2 separate regions of the Homo sapiens genome follow, and region 2 is linked to region 1. Evidence: read pairs that join two places in POLR2A ChIA-PET (ENCODE). Cell type or tissue: PC-3. All regions are shown on one strand. Each heading gives the region's core, and the rest is flanking DNA. Links, peaks and the distances in the headings are about the cores only.

What was found. ChIA-PET counts read pairs that join two places held together with the same protein. Peaks named below come from ENCODE experiments on the same cell type or tissue, not always from the same donor. Only the 100,000 strongest peaks of a DNase experiment are listed, where the experiment ranks them.
Region 2: POLR2A ChIA-PET joins it to region 1 with 10 read pairs; 2 of 35 experiments call an interaction of 5 or more read pairs at or near these places.

Annotation. Positions count from the first base shown.
Region 1 is chr6:110,979,959-110,985,336 of GRCh38, reverse strand. RPF2 (ribosome production factor 2 homolog) reads right to left here and starts at 3,299. Exons shown (of 10, transcript NM_032194.3): 1 at 3,208-3,299; 2 at 199-331. The coding sequence starts at 3,230. In PC-3, for the core only: no CTCF peak of the experiment used is centred there; a DNase peak (open chromatin) is centred at 3,346; H3K4me3 peaks cover 2,515 bases; H3K27ac peaks cover 656 bases.
Region 2 is chr6:112,159,996-112,165,373 of GRCh38, reverse strand. LAMA4 (laminin subunit alpha 4) reads left to right here. Exons shown (of 39, transcript NM_001105206.3): 13 at 98-214. Among named protein-coding and RNA genes, the nearest start is that of LAMA4-AS1, 74 kb to the left of the region's middle. RefSeq lists an enhancer at 1,733-1,782. In PC-3, for the core only: a CTCF peak has its summit at 1,861 (motif pointing right); no DNase peak of the experiment used is centred there.

The DNA of each region.
Region 1 (5,378 bases), core at 239-5,238:
ATTTACTAAGAGAACTAGTTGCTTTAAGAAAAGGTGCCACGCAAGGTAAATAAACCCCCAACTTTAGCTCTTCTCTAAGACTAGTAGTTCTTATGGTAAGGCAAGCTTATCTACGTATTTCTCCGACAGCCCATCCTAGCATGCTGAAAATTCTAAAATGACTTCAATACCTTTTAAAGATTAAGTATATATACTTACCACATCTTTAAGTACTTTTGTCACTGTTGCATTTGCATTTCCCCCTTTAATCAGCATGGCATTTTTAATATTTTCATTGAGTTTCGGTTCTCTCTTCTCAAGGAATCTCTTGGCTCTTTTCGTTTTGGGCTTTCTGTTCAGAAAAGCACAATTCATAACTATTTAAACATTTTCCTCACATTGCAAAGCCATGACTTAACTAATATGAAAATTCTTAAAAACATATTTGTCACTTAGGGTTCCACCCTTAAAAAAAATCTCACTTTCTTTTTTTTGTTTGTTTTTTTTTGTTTGTTTTTGAGATGGAGTCTCACTCTGTCACCCAGGCTGGAGAGTGATGGCACAATCTTGGCTCACTGCAACATCCACCTCCTGAGTTCAAGCAATTCTCCTGCCTCAGCCTCCCGAGTAGCTAGAATTACAGGCACACACCACCACGCCTGGGTAATTTTTGTATTTTTAGCAGAGACAGGGTTTCGCCATGTTGGTCAGGCTATTCTCGAACTACTGACCTCAGGTGATCCGCTCACCTCGGCTCCCAAAGTGCTGGGATTACAGGTGCGAGCCACAAGGGCCGGCCAAAATCTCACTTTTTTGGTAGATATTAGTAAAAGATATTTCCTTATTATTGTTAAATAAGTGTTTTGATAGCTTTTAAAAAAAAGCTTTCATTTTTGTATTCCCACCATTCTTTTATTACTGCTCTTTCCAATCTTTTTTTTAAGTAAAAAATAAAAGGCTCAAGTAAATACTGTTGCTGTTTTTTTTCTCTTACTCTTTCTTACTCTTCTTTTTTCTTCAAACTTTAAGTAGTCAAACTGTATCCTGTACCCTAATACAAAGAATTGAGCATCAACTGCTGATCAACCTGTGGACATTTACTAAACATAAGACTAACGACTGCTTATTTTTCTTTTAGGTTTAAGACCACAATGCCTGCCAGGAAGTATACACTGTTGCACTCCAACATCATTGCTGAGAATGCCAGTATTATTGCCAACAATGGGGAATAATAAGGCTGATGTTTACATGGAGTCACTCTATTAAGGCTTAATCTTCACCACAATCCTGAGAGTTACAATTCTTATTTATTTATTTATTTATTTTTTTGAGACAGAGTCTCGCTCTGTCGCCCAGGCTGGAGTGCAGTGGTGCGATCTCGGCTCACTGCAAGCTCCGTCTCCCAGGTTCACGCCATTCTCCTGCCTCAGCCTCCCGAGTAGCTGGGACTACAGGCGCCCGCCACGACGCCCGGCTAATTTTTTGTATTTTTAGTACAGACGAGGTTTCACCGTGTTAGCCAGGATGGTCTCGATCTCCTGACCTCGTGACCCACCCCCCCGCCTCAGCCTCCCAAAGTGCTGGGATTACAGGCGTGAGCCTCCACGCGCGAGTTACAATTCTTATCTTCACTTTACAGATGAGGCAATTGAACAGACAGGTAATGTGCCCAAGATCACACAGCAAGTAAACAGGCCAATTTTTAAAATGAGCTAGGGCTGGGAGGTGGCCCACAGCCTGTAATAAAAACACTCTAGGAGGCCAAGGTGGATGGATCACTGAGCCCAGAAGTTCGAGACCAGCCTGGGCAACAATGCAAAACCCTGTCTCTACAAAAAATACAAAAATTAGCTGTGGTGGTGTGCGCCTATAGTCCCAGCTACTCAGCAGGCTGAGGTAGGAGGACTGCTTGATCCCAGGGAGGTCGAGGCTGCAGTGAGCTGTGATGGGGCTACTGCACTCCAGCCTGGGTGACAGAGTGATACCCTGTCTCAAAAAAAAACAAATTTTTTAAAGCTAGATTTAAAAATTCGTCTAGACCAATTACCCTGTAAAATATGAAGGGAAAATAAATTCATTATTCTGACTTTATGATGTGACAGTAGGAGTGGCATGTTTTTACACACTTCTGTTCAAAAGAGGGGCTTCACCTCTGCTTCCTCTACAATGAGCACCTTGCTTTTCAGACAGTTCTCTGCCATCTACTGAAAGAATTCTTCCTCCCAAATAATTATGACCCTCCCTCGTCCAGTCCCATGGACACTTTGGGAAGAAAAAGAGACCATACATACACTTAAGTTTCCCATGTAGATTTTTAAAATACTCCTCCAGATATAATGTCACATATAAAGCTTCTGATCATTTACTGGTTGATAAAGATACAAATTATTCTATCTTTTGTATCTCATTAAACAGCAACAAATGCAAATAGCAATTAACATGTTTTATTAGCTGCCTGCTCCCAATTAACGTGTGAACTAGTCCCAATACCTAGTAAACTACTCTTTGTAGTCCAAACAGCTAGAGGCATAGCAGGTGTGCAAAATCTCTGAATGACTAAAACTGTCGTTTTGGATACATGTTAACTTAGGTAAATAGCAAGAAAATCACAGCAAGTAACAGCAGGGCTGTTTAGCCCAAATATTCTTGAACAAATTTAAAACAGGTATCATTCAAGGATAACTCAGAGGAGTGTACAAAGTTGGAAGGAAAAGAAAAAACTAATGAACATTTCTACGTGCTGCAGCAAAGGCTCTACATACATTCTCGAAACTAACCCTCACAGCTCTATGAAGTATGACTATGGTGAGCGCTATTTTACAGAATAAGCTAAGATTTAGAGATATTTAATGACCCAAAGTCACAAAGCTTTAAGTGGACGCGCCAGACTGTCACTCAGATCTGTCGGATTCCGAGGGCTGTGCTCCTAACCCCACTATACCATCTGTCTCATACTTCGGAAGTCAGACGTTTTTCAACTGGCTAGGATAAAAGCGGCCAACGCTTCAATCCCACATCCCTCCCATCCCACGGCTCCCACTTGAGAGCTTCCCCACTGTCTCCTGGCAAGCAGCTCGCGCTGAGGAGGACCCGGGCTGGTGATCGATCGGCCCCCACCCAGGTAATTAGAGGGGTAACCAGGAAGAGTGAGAGGCCGAGACAGTACCACCCTCATCACGGGACCCTTTCACCCCAACGCTCCCCGGGGCTGAGACCCAGCGCACTTACACTACTCGATCCAGAGTGTCCATCGCTACCGCTACCTGCAACTCTTAACCAGGGGGCATGCACGTGCCCTCGGCGATTACGTGCGCCGGAACAGGCGGAACCGGAAGCTGCGCGTAACGCCACTTCCGGGGACGGCCTCGTAGAGGGCGTCTAGAGGCGCTGGCGGCCATCTTGATTGGAATCGCGCCCTGTTGTCTTGGTTACGGATTTTTGCCCCGGCTCTTTCCTGGAGTTACAGGTGCGAGGTAATACTTTTAAGTAACACTGGCCGGGCGTGGTGGCTCACGCCTGTAATCCCAGGATTTTGGGAGGCCCAGGCGGGCGGATTACCTGATAACAGGAGTTCGAGACCAGCCTGGCCAACATGGCGAAACCCCGTCTCTACTAAAAATACAAAAATTAGCCGGGCGTGGTGGCGGGCGCCTCTAACCCCAGCTACTCGGGAGGCTGAGGCAGGGAGAACTGCTTGAACCCGGGAGGCGGAGGTTGCAGTGAGCGGAGATCGCGCCACTGCACTCCAGCCTGGGTGACAGAGCGAGACTTCGTCTCAAAAATAAAATAAAAATAAAATAAAATAACATAGACCCTCGCAGTTTGATGTACGCGCTAGTGTGCATACCTGGAGTCAGGTATTCAGAAACCAGATTTTATTCTTCAAGGAATCCCAGGATGCTAGAAAGGTTGATTGATTGCACGGTAGGTACTCACATAAGCACTAAAAACATTGATGTGAAAGGGGCACTATTGACAACTATGCGATCTGTGTGACAGAATTTATGACTACCACAGTTGCCTAGTACATAAAAGATGCGCAGAAAATGTACTGCTGTTCGTGATTTTTCCCCAGTTTTTAAGTTACCATATACTTCACATACCATAAAATGTACCCCTTTACAGTGTACAATTCAGTGATTTTTGGTGTATTCACAAAGATGTGCAAATATCACCACTAATTCCAGAATATTTAATCACCTCAAAAAGAACCCCCCTGACACACACACCCAGTAGCAGTCCATGCCCCACTTCCCCCTCCTGCCAGCCCTTGGCAACCAATAATCTACTTTATGTTCAATGGATTTGCCTATTCTGAACATATATAAATGGTTTCGTGCAACGTATGGCCTTTTGTGTTTGACTTCTTTCACTATCTTTTTGAGGTTCATACATGTAGCGTGGATCAGTACTTCCATTTTGTTAGGACTGAATAATATTCCTTTGTATGGATATACCACATTTTGTTTATCCATTTATCAACCTAGGTACTTTTTTTATTTTAGACATAGTCTTGCTCTGTCGCCAGGGCTGAAGTGCAGTGGTGCGATCTTGGCTTACTGCGCCGTCCACCTCCCGGGTTCAAGCAGTTCTGCCTCAGCCTCCCAAGTAGCTGGGATTACATGCACGCACCACCACACCTTGCTAACTTTTGTATTTTTTAGTAGAGACAGGGTTTCACCATGTTGGCCAGGCTGGTCTTGAACTTCTGAGCTCAGGTAATCCACCCGCCTTGGCCTCTCAAAGTGCTAGGAATACAGGCGTGAGCTACTGTACCCGGCAGCTTATGTACATTTGAATGGTTCCTATTTTTTGGCTATTATGGATTATGCTGCTTTGTGTTTTTTTGTTTTGTTTTGCTTTGCTTTGTTTTGTTTCTGAGACAGAGTCTCACTCTGTCACACAGGCTGGAGTGCAGTGATGCAATCTCAGGTTACTGCAACCTCCATCTCCTGGGTTCAAGTGATTCTAGTGCTTCAGCCTCTCGAGTAGCTGGGACCACAAGCGCGTGCCACCACACCCAGCTGCTTTGAATATTAGTGTACAAATTTTTGTGTGGACATACATTTTCAATTCTCTAGGAGAAAAATTGCTGGGTCATATGCTGACTCTTAAGTGTAACATTTTGAGGCACTGGTAAACTGTTTTCCAAAGCACCTGCACCACTTAAATTCCCATGAGCAATGTAAGAGAGTTTGGTATTAGTTTCCTATTTCTGTTGTAACAAATTATCACACATTTATTATTTTATACTTCAGGAAGTCAGAAGTCTGAAATCAGTTTTGCAGGTCTAAAATGTAGGCCGGAAGCAGTGGCTCACACCTGTACCCAGCACTTTGGAAGGCTGAGGTGGGCGGATCATGAGGTCAGGAGATCAAGACCATCCTGGCTAACACCAT
Region 2 (5,378 bases), core at 249-5,248, 1.2 Mb before region 1:
CTGAGTCCAAAGAGAGCAAGTTGACATTTACTGCTCTCCCCAACGCTTTCCCTAAAGACATATTCACTTCACTCTCCCTTACTCTTCCTTCCCGCAGAAACAACAGGAAAGAGTGAGGGAACAAATGGAAGTGGTGAACATGTCTCTGAGCACATCTGCGGACTCTCTGACAACACCTCGTCTAACTCTTTCAGAACTTGATGATATAATAAAGGTAAGGACGCACGTGACTTGTTCAGGTTTGTATTTCCAGCAGGTTACAACAGCAGCTCAGTGTCACAGAATAATAATAAATTCATATCTAACCAGTGAGCAGGCATTATAAAGATCAGATGACTGAATGTTTTAGTTTCTTGCACTGTACGATGACCACCAGCCACATATGACTACTTAAATTTAAATTACTTAAAATTAAATAAAATTAAAATTTTAATTCTTCAGTCACATTAGCCACTTTTCAAGTCCTCAGCAGCCACATAGCTAGCAGCTACTATATTCAGTGGCACAAGCATTGTGCAGAAACAGGCATTGCGCCACTGAATATAGTGGAACTTCTTGCAGAGAGTTCTATTGAAAATGCTGCTCTCGATCCATCCTACTCACTCTTCACTCATAAAGTTGTGTTTGATAAATCTGGCATTCAAAATCAATAAAAGTCACATTTTGTAAAAGTAGAAAATTTCCAATAAAATGCAGTGAACTGAACTATCATGAAATTACTCTTAGTTCATTTTATTACCTTTCGAAAGATATCACTTTAAGGTCATTTGATTGTCCGTTGACTATTTCAGCACCAAACTGTCTTTCTCTCCAAACTGACTCCCATCACTCTCCTTGGTGACAGCAAAATCCATATGGATGAAGTCACCGACTCTCTGACCTCCAGCTCCTTGAACTTGCCCTTTCCAGCAAGCTTATCCTCCAGTCCACCTCTGTTTTCCCACCTATGGCCATACCCAGATCTTGTCCTCAGTAACAGTACCTCCTCCCAAACCCTAGTTTCAAGCACCTCCCTCCCAGAGCACCATCTCCTATCTCACTTATTCTAGAATGCCCACTCCAGTAATTCTCTGGCCACATGGAGACCTCCCTGCCTTTTTTACCGTACCCCTCTCATGTCCTTTCTTCCCTCCTTAAGCAGCTCAAATTATCAAATATAATAATTCTTTCAAAATACCCTTAACTACCATATCTGCCTGTTCCTCTGTTGTACCTACCTGAGATTTCTGACTCATCCCCAGCACCATGGCCATACCAGAGCAGCTGCATGCGACTGGTGGGAACCCACTTCCCATGCTATCAGTTCTGCCTGGTGACTTGGCTTCCTGCTTTCTGAAAAATTAGAAACAAAGAGAAGAGAACTCCCTTCATCCTTCCTCCCCAGATCCGCCGGCCCGCCTGCATCTGTGCCCACACCTCTGCCTCCCCTCCGTTGTAAGCATTCCTTCTCCTGCCCGGCCTTGAAAACAGGTTGCAGGGTTTCACTCCTCAAGTTATGCCCTTTCTTCTGAATCATCCCGTTCTCATTCTTTACTTAATCATTACCATCAGCGTACAAACGTGCTGTACTATCTCCTATCTTTTAAATATCAAAAAGAAAAAAGCCCTGTAAAAAAATCTTTTATAAAGCTTGCATCCCCTCTAACTTCTGCCCTACCATTCTGCTCAGCTTCACAGCAAAATGTCTCGAGTGACTTATCATTGCTGTTTCTACCTCCCAGACTCCCACTGTCCCCTATACTCGGCCGTTTCTGAAGGGGGTTCCATCCCCTTCACTGAGACTGTTCCTGTCCAGGTCACCAGCGACCCGCCTGTCTCTCCCGGGCTTTCTCAGCCCTCCCTCCTCTAAACACCAGGTGGCGCCCTTGTCCTGGCTGCTCTGGTACCGCTCATGGCCTCTACCCTGGCTAGCGGTTTCTTCCCAGCCCCCTTTGCTAGCCTCGCCTCTGCACACCCTCTAAGTGGTCAATATTTTAGGCTCTGCAGGCCACGTACAACCACTGTCTCTTATTTTTTTCTGGGTTTTGTTTGTTTTTAATTTTTTTTTACAACCGTTTAAATATGTAAGATATATTCTCAGCTCAACAGGCTTTGGTTTGGTGCAGTGGCTCACGCCTCTAATCCCAGCACTCTGGGAGGCCAAGGTGGGGGAAAGTGCTTGAACCCAGGAGTTCAAGACCAGCCTGGGAAACATAGTGAGACCCCCTCTCTACAAAAAAGAAAATTTTTTTTTAAATAGCTAGGCGTGGTGGTGCATGCCTACAGTCCCAGCTGCTCAGGAGGCTGAGATGGGAGGATCACTTGAGCCCGGGAAGTGCAGGCTGCAGTGAGCCGTGATGGTGCCTCTGCACTCCAGCCTGGGTGACAAGGTGAGACCCTGTCTCAAAAAAAAAAAAAAAAAAAAAAAAGATTTGAGCTGCACTTGACACTGGGCCATGTTGATCTCTGCTCTGGATAATGAATGGCTCTGTGCTTGGTCCTAGGCCTTCTTTTCTACCTATACTCTCTCCCTAGCTGATCTCATTGACTCCCTTGGCTTTAAAGAACAATTACACACCAATGAATACACAATTATACCTCCAGCTATGACACCTCCACGGAGTTCCAAACTCCTATATCCGAGTGCTAACTTGACATTTTCAAGTCAGAACTCAGTACGACTGTAATAAAGTCACAGTCTCATCTATGATGTATTAATAATAGACATATCAAACTTGACATGTCTTAAATAAAACCCACTCCTTCCCCAGTCTTCTCCATCTCAATAAATGGCACAACCCAATTGCTCAAATCAAAACTCCAGAGTCACTACTGCTTTCTCCTTTCTCCTTATCTCTAAAATGAATCTTGATTTCTTTCTTTCTATTTTATTTTATTTATTTTTTTATTGTTATTTTTTTTGAGACGTGGCTTCATCCTTGTTGCCCAGGCTGGAGTGCAATGGAGTGATCTCGGCTCACTGCAACCTCTGCCTCCTGGGTTCAAGCAATTCTCCTGCCTCAGCCTCCCGAGTAGCTGGGATTACAGGCATCCACCACCATGCCCGGCTAATTTTTTGTATTTTTAGTAGAGATGGATTTTCACCATGTTGGCCAGGCTGGTCTCAAACTCCTGACCTCAGATGATCCACCTGCCTTGGCATCCCAGAGTGCTGGGATTACAGGCGTGAGCCACCACACCAGGCCTTGAATCTTGATTTCTGACCACTTTCCTTGTCTCTACTGCTGCTCTTTGGTCCAAGTCACCTCATCTACAGTTTAAATTGCCACCAGAGCCTCCTAGCTGATCCAACTGTCTCCACTCTTGTCCTTCAAGACATATTCTTTATGCAGTAGCAGAACAATCCTTTAAAAACATAACCAACATTATTTCTACTATAGACACTCCCCAGTGGCACTTAAAGTAAGAAACAAGCTCATTTTGTCATGGCCCATGAGACCCTACATGACCCAGCTCAGACCCACTTTTCTGACCACATACCCAACTCTTTTCTCACTCACTGCACTCCAGCCCAACAAACTCCTCTCTATTTTTCAAATATACCATACTTATTTCCTGCCTCAGGATTTCTGCACCTGCTGCCCTCAGATCTTCAAATGGCTGGTGTCCTTATGACCCTGACATCCAAATGAACCCCTTACCCCACTCACTCCTCATCCCACCCCACCTGTCATATGTTATTCAAAATATCTTTTACTCCCTGAAATTAGCTTGTTTGCTTGTTTGATCACTTGTTTATTACCTGTATCTCTCCCACTAAACTGTAAATTCCTTGAAAGTGGAGACTGTGTTCAAAGGTATTCTACCCCCAGAAGAGTTCCTGGTCCATAATGAGCACACAGGGAATATTTGTTGATGGAATGAATGAGTAAAAGTGGTATGTCCATGGTCTATTTTCCACTTATACAATTAAAAACATTTTTTTCAAAGTATTGTTCCCCAGATGACCAACCAAAATGGCTAGAGGTTTAATACTGCCTCCATAAAAGTAAACCCTTTGTACTACAAACCCTTTGTGCTACATTCTGGGATTACAAAAATAAGTTAAACTCAGTTCCTGCCTCCTAGGATTGTATGATGTGATGAGTTAAATAATCACTTAAAATTATTACAATCATTTGACACATGAATGAATAATAAAAACACATGGCAACACTTAACTCATCCTGAGGAGGTTAGGGATGGCCTCAAAAAGGAAGTGATATTTGAGCTGAATTTGAAAGGAGGAGTAGAGCTTTCCAGGTAGATTAGACAGAAAATAAAGGAAAATTATTCCAGAAAGGGAAAATATTTGCAGAGGTAAGAGACCAGAAAAAATTGTGGAGCATTAAAACAACAACCAGTTGGTCAAGATTAGACCATGGGATATAGCAGGTTGGGGGTCATGAGAATTGATGAAATTGGTGAGAGAAGAGCGGTCAGCTGATGATGTCATGCTTAGAAATTGGACTCATTCCTGCAAAGCAACTGGCTGATTCTGAGAAGGGAAATAACATGGTCAGATTTTCTTAATAGGAAGATTACCTTTCCTGCAAGACAGTGGAGAATGGATTAGAATACTCAAAGACTGCCCTCAGAGAAAGAAGTGAGATCACTCAGGGGAGAGGAAAGGGCTGGGAGTCAAATGCCAAGTTTCACGGTCTCTTTCTTGGTCAGGGAAAGAGGAGACCCAGGAGATAGCATAGTCACAGAAGCTAGGAAAAGAAAAGAGTTTTAAGCAAAGACAGTGGCCAACACTGTAGCAAACCACAGATGGGTCCAGTAAATAAGGATGGGAAAATGTCAAGTGGATCTGGAGATTTGGGGCCAGGTGTTGGTGATCTTGGCAAGAAACATTTCTGTAAAGTGCACTGTGTCAAAGCAAGAGAAAAAGCTAGAAGGGAGCCTAAAGTGAAAGAATAAGGTTTTTTGTTTGTTTGTTTGTTTGTTTTGTTTTTTGACGGGAGATACTTGAGCATGTTTATATCTGAGAAGAGTCAGTAGCTAGAAAGCAAGAATGAATAACGGGGTTACCAAGACAATGGGGCAGCATGCTTTATACAGAAAATGAACATTTTCCTCTTAAAATTGGAGAGAAATTTTTGTGTAGGTGTAGCTATAAATACATCTATAGAGTTTGCGGGGAAGGGCTGGGGGCTGGTTGCAAAAAGCTGGGGAAATACCTGTTCATTGGTTTTGGAGTCTCTGAGGGAGTTAACCAATAAATAGTGACCCTTTCCAGAACCCAAGTTCTAAACAGGTGGAAACATAAATAAAATAGTAAATACAGAGACCAAGGAGGTTGCCTTATTTCTGAAGCAGCTAAGCAGCAGGCATGGCTTTAGGTCTCTTAGCCAAGTGGGGTAGCTGACATTCAGTCCCAGTATTAAGCAGCTGTG